Linked DNA regions of Mus musculus: region 1 is linked to region 2. The links are chromatin loops, found by intact Hi-C in ENCODE. Cell type or tissue: gastrocnemius. All regions are shown on one strand.

Evidence for each region. A loop is a pair of places that touch in the nucleus more often than their neighbours do. Peaks named below come from ENCODE experiments on the same cell type or tissue, not always from the same donor. Only the 100,000 strongest peaks of a DNase experiment are listed, where the experiment ranks them.
Region 1: a loop joins it to region 2, with 6 times the contacts of the local background. A loop is called at or near these places in 21 of 42 quality-filtered maps.

Annotation. Positions count from the first base shown.
Region 1 is chr3:53,026,302-53,031,301 of GRCm38, reverse strand. No RefSeq gene overlaps it. Among named protein-coding and RNA genes, the nearest start is that of Cog6, 12 kb to the right of the region's middle. In gastrocnemius, a CTCF peak has its summit at 2,083 (motif pointing left); a DNase peak (open chromatin) is centred at 2,072.
Region 2 is chr3:53,244,263-53,249,262 of GRCm38, reverse strand. The region is part of intron 3 of Lhfp (lipoma HMGIC fusion partner); the gene reads right to left. Among named protein-coding and RNA genes, the nearest start is that of Gm40048, 150 kb to the left of the region's middle. In gastrocnemius, a CTCF peak has its summit at 1,954 (motif pointing right); DNase peaks (open chromatin) are centred at 593 and 1,962; H3K27ac peaks cover 912 bases.

The DNA.
Region 1 (5,000 bases), 220 kb after region 2:
CCCAGCACCCAGAGGGTGGTTCACAAACAGCCGTAACTAAGTCCAGTTCCAGTGTAGCCAATCTCCTCTTCTGACCTCCCTGGGTACCACACACACTTGTGGTGAACATGCATACATGCAGACAAAACACTCATACATAAAATAAAATAAAATAAAATAAAATAAAATAGTTAATTTAAAAAAAAAAAAAGCTCTGTCTACTGTTCTGAGAAATTTCAGCTAAGATTCATTTGCCAGGCTCTGACTAAGATCAAGTCCCAAAACACAACCTGGTGCCATAAACATAAAACCAACATTTTTTTAATAAAAAATATTTTTTGGCCAAATATTTTCCAAGTTAAAGTGTAACTGCAGTCAGAGGTAGACTAGCCAAGGCAGCACAGTGAATTCCTGCCCCCACAACTGGATTGGCCTAGATTTGATCTTGCAGGATGGTATAGCATCCACTCACGGGCTCTCTGATTTTTAGGTAAGTTATTTAATAACGTTTACTCATAGTGTTGTTTTGAAAACTAAAAAATGCATGTGAAAATTTTCAGCACATGGTAATTACTCAATAAGTGATAAATAATATTTAATAAGACTTTTACTATCTTAGAATCATCTGGTAACATGTCCAAACCTATCTAATCTATCCTTATAAGATACATTGCTATATAGAATTAGGTGATGGTCCAATAATGTATTGTTTTCCATTATTTATTTTATTAAATTATAGTATTTATTGATTTTATGTGTGCATATGTGTGTATGCATGTGAAACATGTCATGCCACCCATGGGTGGAGATTGGAGAATTCACAGGAGTCAGATCTCTCCTTCTCTCCTGTTGCTCCTTAGGACCAAACTCAGGCAGTCAGGTCGGAAGCGAGTGCTTTTCCCAGCTGAGTCATCTTACTGGCCTGCCGTGATTTAAGGGAGACACATTTAAGGAGAGGATTCACTCTACAGAGTTTATGAAGAATCCAAAATTTGGTTCCCAATACCAGGTATAATTGTGCATGCCTGTAACCCCAGACCAAGGAGATAAAGACAGTTGGCCAGTGCAAACAGAAGTTCAAGGGAAGCCTGGCTATATGAGATCTTTCTCTAAATAATAAATTCCAACCACATAAATAATCAGAATGCATCTTAATTTTAATGTATTGTTGGGTTTGCAATATTAAAATGATGATCAGGAAAAAATTTCCTTGTAATTGGTCTTTGATAATCTGGTATATCTATATGGTACATATATACATATATACATATACATATATTCATATATATATATGAATAAATGTTTACCCTGCATTCGTGAAATCCCAGTGTGAAGGCTTGAGAAAGCTTGCCTGCTGAAGAGGCTTTTGCTCCTCCTGCACTATCTCTGAGCCCATCTTGTCAATCCAGTCTAGCAGCCACCTAAGGCATTCTCCTCTGTAACTTGAGGACCAGGTGGTCACTGGAGTAATTTAGATAGGCAAAAGCCCTTTGGGTCACAGAAAACATTCATATGATCTCCAGAGTCCTTACTAAAAGGCGTTAGGTCAAAACCACAATACCACTTCCCTATTTTTCTCAATTCTAATAACTATTCTTGAAAATGATTACTGGGTCGGATAAAAAATAGTTTGCAAAAATATCAATAATCTTCAATTCTTGAAAAAAAAAAGTCACACACTGAAATTAATCAAATCCAGGAATCAGACCATAAGCTCAATGAACCTCTACATATTTAGAGAAGCCATTCAGACCAGAAGCTGTGACGCTTCACATAATAGTTTGTCATTTCAGTATCGCATCTATTTTATGCCCTTATCCTCCTCTTCTCCCCGTTTACTACCTCGAGTAGAGAGAGGTCTGAGCTCTAAGCAGGAGGAAGCGTGCTGAAACAGTACTAACTTTGAAGCTGATCTAGAAGCTCACATACACCAGTTCATGTCGACCAGGTTTGAGAACGTGAATGCTATTTTTTCTTCCTTACTTAGAAGAGAAATCTTTCCTGGAGGAAGAGTAATGGATAGGGTACTTTGCAGGTCTATCAAGGACTTCAGTGTTCAGCCAAAGACAGACTCAATCTCTCTCAACAGCGACACCTGCTGGGGCCTCCGGGGTATAGTTTGGTACTTCAAGGAGCTCATCAACTTTGTTTCCATTATTTGACGGCTTAAAAATTACTAGTTTCCCTGATAGAAAAATATATATTTCTATATTGGATATATTCCAATGAATATACGTAGGTATATCCCTCCACCCCAACACACAAACACTACTACTATCCGTTCTCTACTCTTCTCCATGAGTATAACTTTATCCTCTGGTCCTCGAAGGTGGGCTTGTCTGAGTGACCATACCCACACTGGTATATAGAAAGGGCAACAATGTAACTGCAGTGGGGAAGTCGACAGATACGGCTTCACCTGGGTGAGTAAGAGAACATCCCCACTGATGCTCTGTAGATACCAGGTATCCTTGCTGCCATACTGAGAGCCCAAACCCAGGCTAACCACACCAGAAGGTGAAGCCTGGGGACAGTGTACGCAATACATGCAAAAGTCTGCACCTGTCAATCCAGGAAAAGTAAAAGGAAATTCGGAGAAATTTGCTGTGCTGACTGGTTTTATGCCAACCTGACACAAGCTAGAATCATTACAGAGGAAGGAACCTCATTTAAGAAAATACCTCCAGGCTAGAGAGATGGCTCAGCGATTAAAAGCACTGACTGCTCTTCCAGAGGTCCTGGGTTCAATTTCTAGCAATCACATGGCGGCTCAAAACCATCTGTAATGGGTCCCTCTTCTGGTGTGTCTGAAGACAGCAACAGTGTACTCACATACATAAAATAAATAAGTCTTAAAAGTAAAAAGAAAGTGCCTCCATAAGATCAGACGGTGGACAAGCCAGTAGGGCATTTTCTTAATTAGTGATTGATGAGGGAGGGCTTAGCCCATTATGGGTGGTGCCATCCCTCAGCTGGTGGTCCTGGCTTCTATAAGAAAGCAGTCTGGGCAAACCATGGGAGCAAACCAGTAAGCAGCATCCCTCTATGACCTTCAGTCTCCTGCCGTGCACTGAATGCCTGCCCTCACTGCTTTTGATGGTGATCTGTTCTAAGAACTGGGAATGAAATAAACCCTTTTCTCTTCAAGTGGCGTTTGGTCATGGAGTTTCATTGCAGCAGAAGAAACTTTAAGGTGTTTGGTTAAGGAATATGAGGATCAAATTTAGCATCCTGAATGGATCTTTGTGCTAGAAAGGACAGTAAAACAAAAACTAGGGAAGAGTCCATTTGGTGAAAGTTTGGTTATTAGTTAATAAAATACCAATGTCAGTTTCTTGGTGTGAACAAATTTACCACAGGAATATAAGATTGACAATTTTTCTTTCTACTCAAATTTAAATTTAGTTGACATGAGAAGACACCAACATGGGTCAAGGGGCTCACCATGTTATCTTTGCAACTCTCATAATTTGCAAATATTCCAAAGTAGATTTTATTTCAGGACTATTATTTTCTCTATGTCCATCTCCATGTTGTGAGTCCTAAGGACTAGTTAAGCCTCACCTTTGAGAAACACGTTACAGGTCCATGTGTTTTCAAGACAGGCAGGCACTATCTCTCATTTAAGTTGCAGTTAGTGGTATCTGGCAAGCGGAATGATTCTTTCCATCCACCAAAGAGGAAACAGACTCAGGGGTTTTATTCCAACAGACTGACGTCATGCCAGGAGTAAGAAGCCGAGGGCCAAGCCACGGGGTTCTTACATGTCATCATGAGTTCTGCTCCAGCCACAGGTCTTGTGTCATGTGTCACATGTCACATGAGTTCTAGCAGAAGTGATTATACTGGAGGTGACCTGTACTGCCAAGGGCATACTGGATTTCACACATCTATGTTATTTCACTTCTTCATGTGAGGATTCAAGTGCTGATGACAAAATGAGAGTAGAAAAATGAAGCAAAAGAAAAAAAAACAAACAAACAAGTTAAACTTGAGACTTTATTCTCAGACTTCACCATGACATCATCGAGTTCTTCCTGGTAAGGAAAAATCCTCTACCATCCCTCTGTGTTCCATGGAAATGTCTTTGTTGAGTTTTCCTTTCCCCATCCCTGCATATCCACAGCGGTATTGAGTCATGGCAGAAGGAAAGTAAAGACTGAACATGAACAAATTCATGTTTAATTACATATAAAATTCCTCCCCTTAACAATTTCTCTTTCTACTCAAATTTAAATATAATTTTCAAACATATTTTAGCAAAAACAATTCAGTGCAGATGAGTATATTAAATTCCTTAGAAGTCTCAAATTATAATAGTTTCCCAAACTATTATACCCAGCTATAGGGTAAACAAAGGAGTCCCAAACACAGGGAAAGTCTAGATGTCTTCCTTATCTTCCTTGTTCAGAATCGTGACATTTTCAGGTCTAAAAACCAGTCTTTTTTTTTTAATTCCTATGAGTATGGACAGGGACAGGTGACAATGGCCACTGATGTGTGTCCTCTGTGTGTGGGCACATCAGTGATGTGTGTTGGTGATCAGGAGCGTAGTTGGATTTCCTAGGATATCACCACAGCAGCACACACTAAGAACAAACAGACATACGGATCAGCATGGATGTGCTGACCCCAACCACATCTGAGCATTTAAAGAGCATACAGGAGCAGACCACAAGGTGTTAATAAAACAGGGACCCACAAATCTTAAAGGAAATAATTTAGAGAGTATCTAAATGCAGGATATTACATAGTTTCAAAGAACCTAGATATTTATGTAATACAAAGGGTGAACTTGGTCAAGTCAAAGAGAACTGTGTGTGGCGCCACACAAGGTCAGCACTCCATCAGTTGAAACAGGAGGTCCTGGGCACCTTGTCAGCCCTGACTGGTAGATTTCTTACTTTAACCAGTGTGCTTTTATAACCTTCGTGTGGCCTTCCACTGGCATATGGTGGACCTACCAGGGGCCACACACTTGTGTTCTGGCCTTCTCCCAGCAGCTATCAACTGCCTATAGT
Region 2 (5,000 bases):
ACTGCAACTCACTGCCCAGCTCACACTGAATGTACAACACACACATATGCACACACATATGCACACACATATGCACACACATGCACACACACTCACATACATGCACATACATGCACGTGTGTGCACACACAACATGTAAATAAACATGGATACATGCAAAATGAAAAACTGACATAATGACCACTCCTTATCTGAAGTGGGGGTGTGTGTCAAATTCAGGGATGTGTGCCTGTTACCCAAGTATTGTACAAATTTAGCAACAGCTATACTCCACAGATCTTTTTTTAATTCTAAAAATTTCTGAATCAAAATTATTGATCTTCCCTTACATTCCACTGGCACGTGTGGCAGTGTAGGGGAGTAGCCACGGGCAGCTCCGTGGTCCAAGCACTCTGACATGCATCCTGTCTAAGGGACTCACAGCTAACTACATCCAACTGAGCTGACAGCTGACAAATTAAATCACCTGAGACAAAGAAGACATCTTAGCTTTATTCCTGTAATCTCATTGTGAAGTGACAGGTCAATTAGACCCGTGTGCAGGCTCTCCGTACCCAGGTAGGAGGGAACACGGTCTAATCCAGCCCCCTGGGAGAAGCCACCAAGTGTGCCTGGGCAGCACCTGGGGGTACACGTGGCCCATTTTCCTCACCAAATGCCTCTAGTCTGGCAAAATGAAGTCGATTTATACTCCACGTGGGAAACATTGCTTTCCAGAGAATGAAAGGCATTTTTTCCGAGCTGATATAGTTGAAAGACAAGGAACCCATGAGCCCCACACAGAATGACTATAGGGCTTTTATATGTAACTAAAATGGTCCCCAGGCAGTGGTGGCAAATGCTTCAGGCAAAACAGGAAGGCAGCAGGGATGAGGGTGGACGCTGTGACGGGATTAAGTCTGAACACAACAGAGCCTCCTTTAAATTCCAAACCTGCCCAGAACCAGAGCACCCTTCCTCTATTTCTGAGACCTTTGCCTTTTTCCTCTCATTTCTGCCACGAAGTGAGCATATCACAGAGCCACAGACTTCAGCACTAAAGGCATTCTTGAAAAGGAAGGCACAGGTCAAGTCTGACAATCTTATTTTGTAAAGAGTCAGACAGTAAAAAATTTTAGTTCAAAGGCAACCACTGATACCAAGTATGTCAGTGAGCATTGCTGCCTGCCCATAAAATGTAATTTACAGAAGTGTAGAGAGCAGATGTGGCCCATAGCTTGCTAGCCCTGTATCTAGGCCACTTTTTGTGTTTTAATCACGAGGATAGGTATCCAGGACACTGGTGACTTTCCCAGGTCTCTCAAAAGTGCTCTCCTCAGCATGTCACTACACTCGGCGGCTGGCTTTGTTTATGATATATAACATCCCGATTCCCACACTAAAGCAAGCTAGTGTCTCTGCTAATTGCAGAGAAACACTTAAACTTGACTATTCACCTACACAGTATATGCAACCGTGACTACGTGCTGTATCAGCTACTACTTCTTGCCTAGGACAAACCTTCTGAAGAGGCAATCTAAGGAAGGGTGGATTCCTTTGGGCTCCCGGTTTCTGGGGCTTTTAGTCCATTGGATGGAGAAGGTGTGGCTGAGCAGTTCTTTGTCATAGTGAGCCTAAGGCAAAGGCGCTCAAGGGGGACAGAACAGGAAGGCAAGAGAGTCAAACTAGAACTAGTGTATAGGGCTGTACCTTCAAAGGTTGCCTTCAGCAACCTACCCCATGCTAGCTAGCCAGAAGGTCACTTAACCTCTCAAAACAGCATGCCTTCTAAGAATGCGTGTCCCAACATATGAGCCTCTGTATGTGTGTGTATATGTGTGTGCACATGCACACACACGTGCATGTGTCAGAAGGAGCATTAAACAGAACCACAACATTGGACTTCATTAAAAAAGTATTTATTTTAATTTTTTGTGTGTGGGAGTACATATGTGCACCACATGCAATGCCAACAGAGGCCAGAAGGGGGCATTGGATCTCATAGAACTCCGAGCTGAGGACTGAACCTGGGCCCTGTGAAAGAACCTTAGGTGTTCTTATCCACTGACACTTCTTGTCAGCCCTTTAAAGAATGAATGCCTTCATTCTTTAAAGTAATTTCACATGCTCAAAGCAAATAAGTATAAGTTGGGGGTGGGGCTATAAATAAACCACCACCATCTTTCATCATCAAACTAGGTCATCTGGACATCGTGTCTGACCTTGGTATCTACGGATTTTTGAAACATAGATTTGATTTAACTGAAAATCAAGGTACTCCTTACCTGCAATGTGGTATCTGCAGTGAACATGTGTGTACACTGTTTCTGCCCTTATCCCCTCATAGCGTACTAGCAGGGTTATTACATTGGAGCAGGTATTGTAAGTCAACTGGAGAGGAAATTAAATGCACAGGAAACTGTAGGGAGGCTACATGAGGATGCTACACCAATTTCAATAAGGAATGTGAACATTCTCTGAGATTAGTGTCTGCAAGGGTCCTGGAATCATTGCCATTGAATGCTAAAGATGGCTGCATGTACTTCATGTCAATGTAAATTGCTTATTAGGCTTATTTACCAAGCAATTAGCTATGATGGGGGTTATAGGCAGGAGTGTGGGAGGGCTTAAAAAAGCCCCACTGGAGATGATAACACCTCCTTAGCTGAGGGAATGAAAATTCCTGGCAAAAAGCTCTTTCTGCAAAGACGGATTGACTAATCAGCGCTGCAGTGGTGTGGAACGGTGTGGAATGTGGCAGGACCAGAAGCTGGCTACCTTATCTTGGGCTAGCTTTAGCCCCTTGAGAAGCCGTTCCTTGCCTACCTCTGTGTTGGAACTAATATCCATAGATTCACCTTTCTAGAATCTATTAACTTAGCAGATAACTAACTTCCACCAACTCAAAAGCTACCAGTGATGTCAGATAGCACCTGAGGTCTATAGCAGGGCTTCCTCCATCTCGCTTTAGCCTCCTTTCTGATGTATCCATTGCTGTATTTTAAAATTGCCTTATAACAATTCTGTGGTATGCAGCTATTATTTTTTAAAAATAACTTTATGAAACTGCTTCCGTGTGGAAATATAGGAACCTGAGATGACCTCGCTGCGTATTTTCTAGGCCTTGGTCACTCAAATTTGGCTCTAGAATAAATTCTCACTCCCTTTGATGCGAAGAGTTGTGTTTGTTGAACTGACAGCTGCAGAGCTCGGTTCTTCGCAGCCAATAGATTTCTATCCTCTCCCTGAGGCCCTGTGCATGTAGGGAAGGGTTGCACACAGCTGGTTTGGAGGAATGACTCATCCTCTGGTAACAGTGTGATGAGCCTCTTCAGGGAGGCAATATGGACAGTCAAGACCCTAGACCTCCTGCTCTTTTTGTTCTACGTTATCTTCTTGTCATACATGACTGTCTCCTGGGCCAAATGCCCAGGTTTTCATGAATTTAGCTGTGCCAGGTTCCACATATCAGCACAGCTGGGTGTCTTGAGTGTCTGCATTGCCTCCTTGAGGCGGCTCATCTCACTGTTACCAGAGTGAGTCACTCCTCCAAACCAGCTGTGTGCAATCCTTCCCTACGTACACATGGCCTCAGGGAGGGGATAGAAATCTATTGGCAGGGAAGGACCGAGCTGGGGATCCTAGTTAGGAAGGGTACTCAGTGGGTCTAGGAAGTGGGTGACCAGGCAATGCTGTAGCTGTGGCTGCATAGAACAAAGCTACACCATTCATGAAACACCTCAGACTCCCCAGGTAACCTCTTTACAGTGCACTTATTTGTTTTTCTTTGGTGTCAGGTTGATCCAGAAGTAATTCCTCTGCACTTTACACTGAATAGAGGTTCTACCTCCCTCCATCCCAGCAAACCAGTAAGACCCCCATAATCACCAGAGGGAAGTTAAAGATGCCTGACCCACCCAACATTCTCTGGTACACATGCCAAGAACCCCAAACACCCGCTTAAAAATACAGTGAAGCTAGGATGTGTAGAATGACTCCCATGATGCTCTATGGGACACATTAGACACACCTGTTAACATACCTCCTTGTACCATTCTTACTAAATGCAGTTTCCCCTTTGTCATTGGCCAGCTGGGTATCTGCCATCACATGCGCTATGATCTTTGCCCCTTAACACTGAAGCAACCTAAAAGCCTTACTAGAGATATCTGTTTGTGTGTCATTGGTTGAGTGAACAGAGGTGGCCTTTGGGCTCACACCGTGAATGAACACAGAAGCTGATCTCCAGATGGGAATGGCTAAAATAACCAACAAGGCTTCCTTTAGTTTAGTTCATGTCTCAAAGACCATGAAGATCATCCTTTAGTTTTTGTCTGGGATGCTTTGATAAAGGCAGAGTCTTCCTGGAAAAACCTGCTCTTGGATTTCTGGGTGGACCCAAAGAAAGAATGTCTCCCAAAACCCCAAGTCTGTCTCCCAGTGCTGTTGCTTGGTGAGACCCACAGAAGTTTTGTCACAACCCTGTCTGAAGAGAGACAGCATTCAACTGTGATGGCGCCAAGTCTCCCACCCTGTCTGTGTCACATTTCCACCGAACACTGAGTGGCGTCTGCTCACTCTCCATAGGCAATGAACTATTGGGAACCCAGTGGCTCCAGGCAGGACTTTGATGCTGGCTATCTGCCCCGAGCTAAGAGATTTTCCCTCTACAGTCTCACCATGCTTGGAAGGCAAATCAAGGGAATATAATTAAACCAAATCCAGTTAAGCCCAATTTTGTGATCCTTTTTTTTAAACATTCATTTATTTATTATATGTAAGTACACTGTAGCTGTCTTCTGACACACAGAAGAGGGCATTGGATCTAATTATGGATGGTTATGAGCCACCATGTGGTTGCTGGGATTTGAACTCAGGACCTTTGGAAGAGCAGTCAGTGCTCTTAACCACTAAGCCATCTCTCCAGCCCAATCTTGTAATTATTTATGGTAAATTCCAACACTCATTGTAAAATCTGACAGATGGTGAATGGTTAGCCACTCTTTTTCGAAGACCTTATT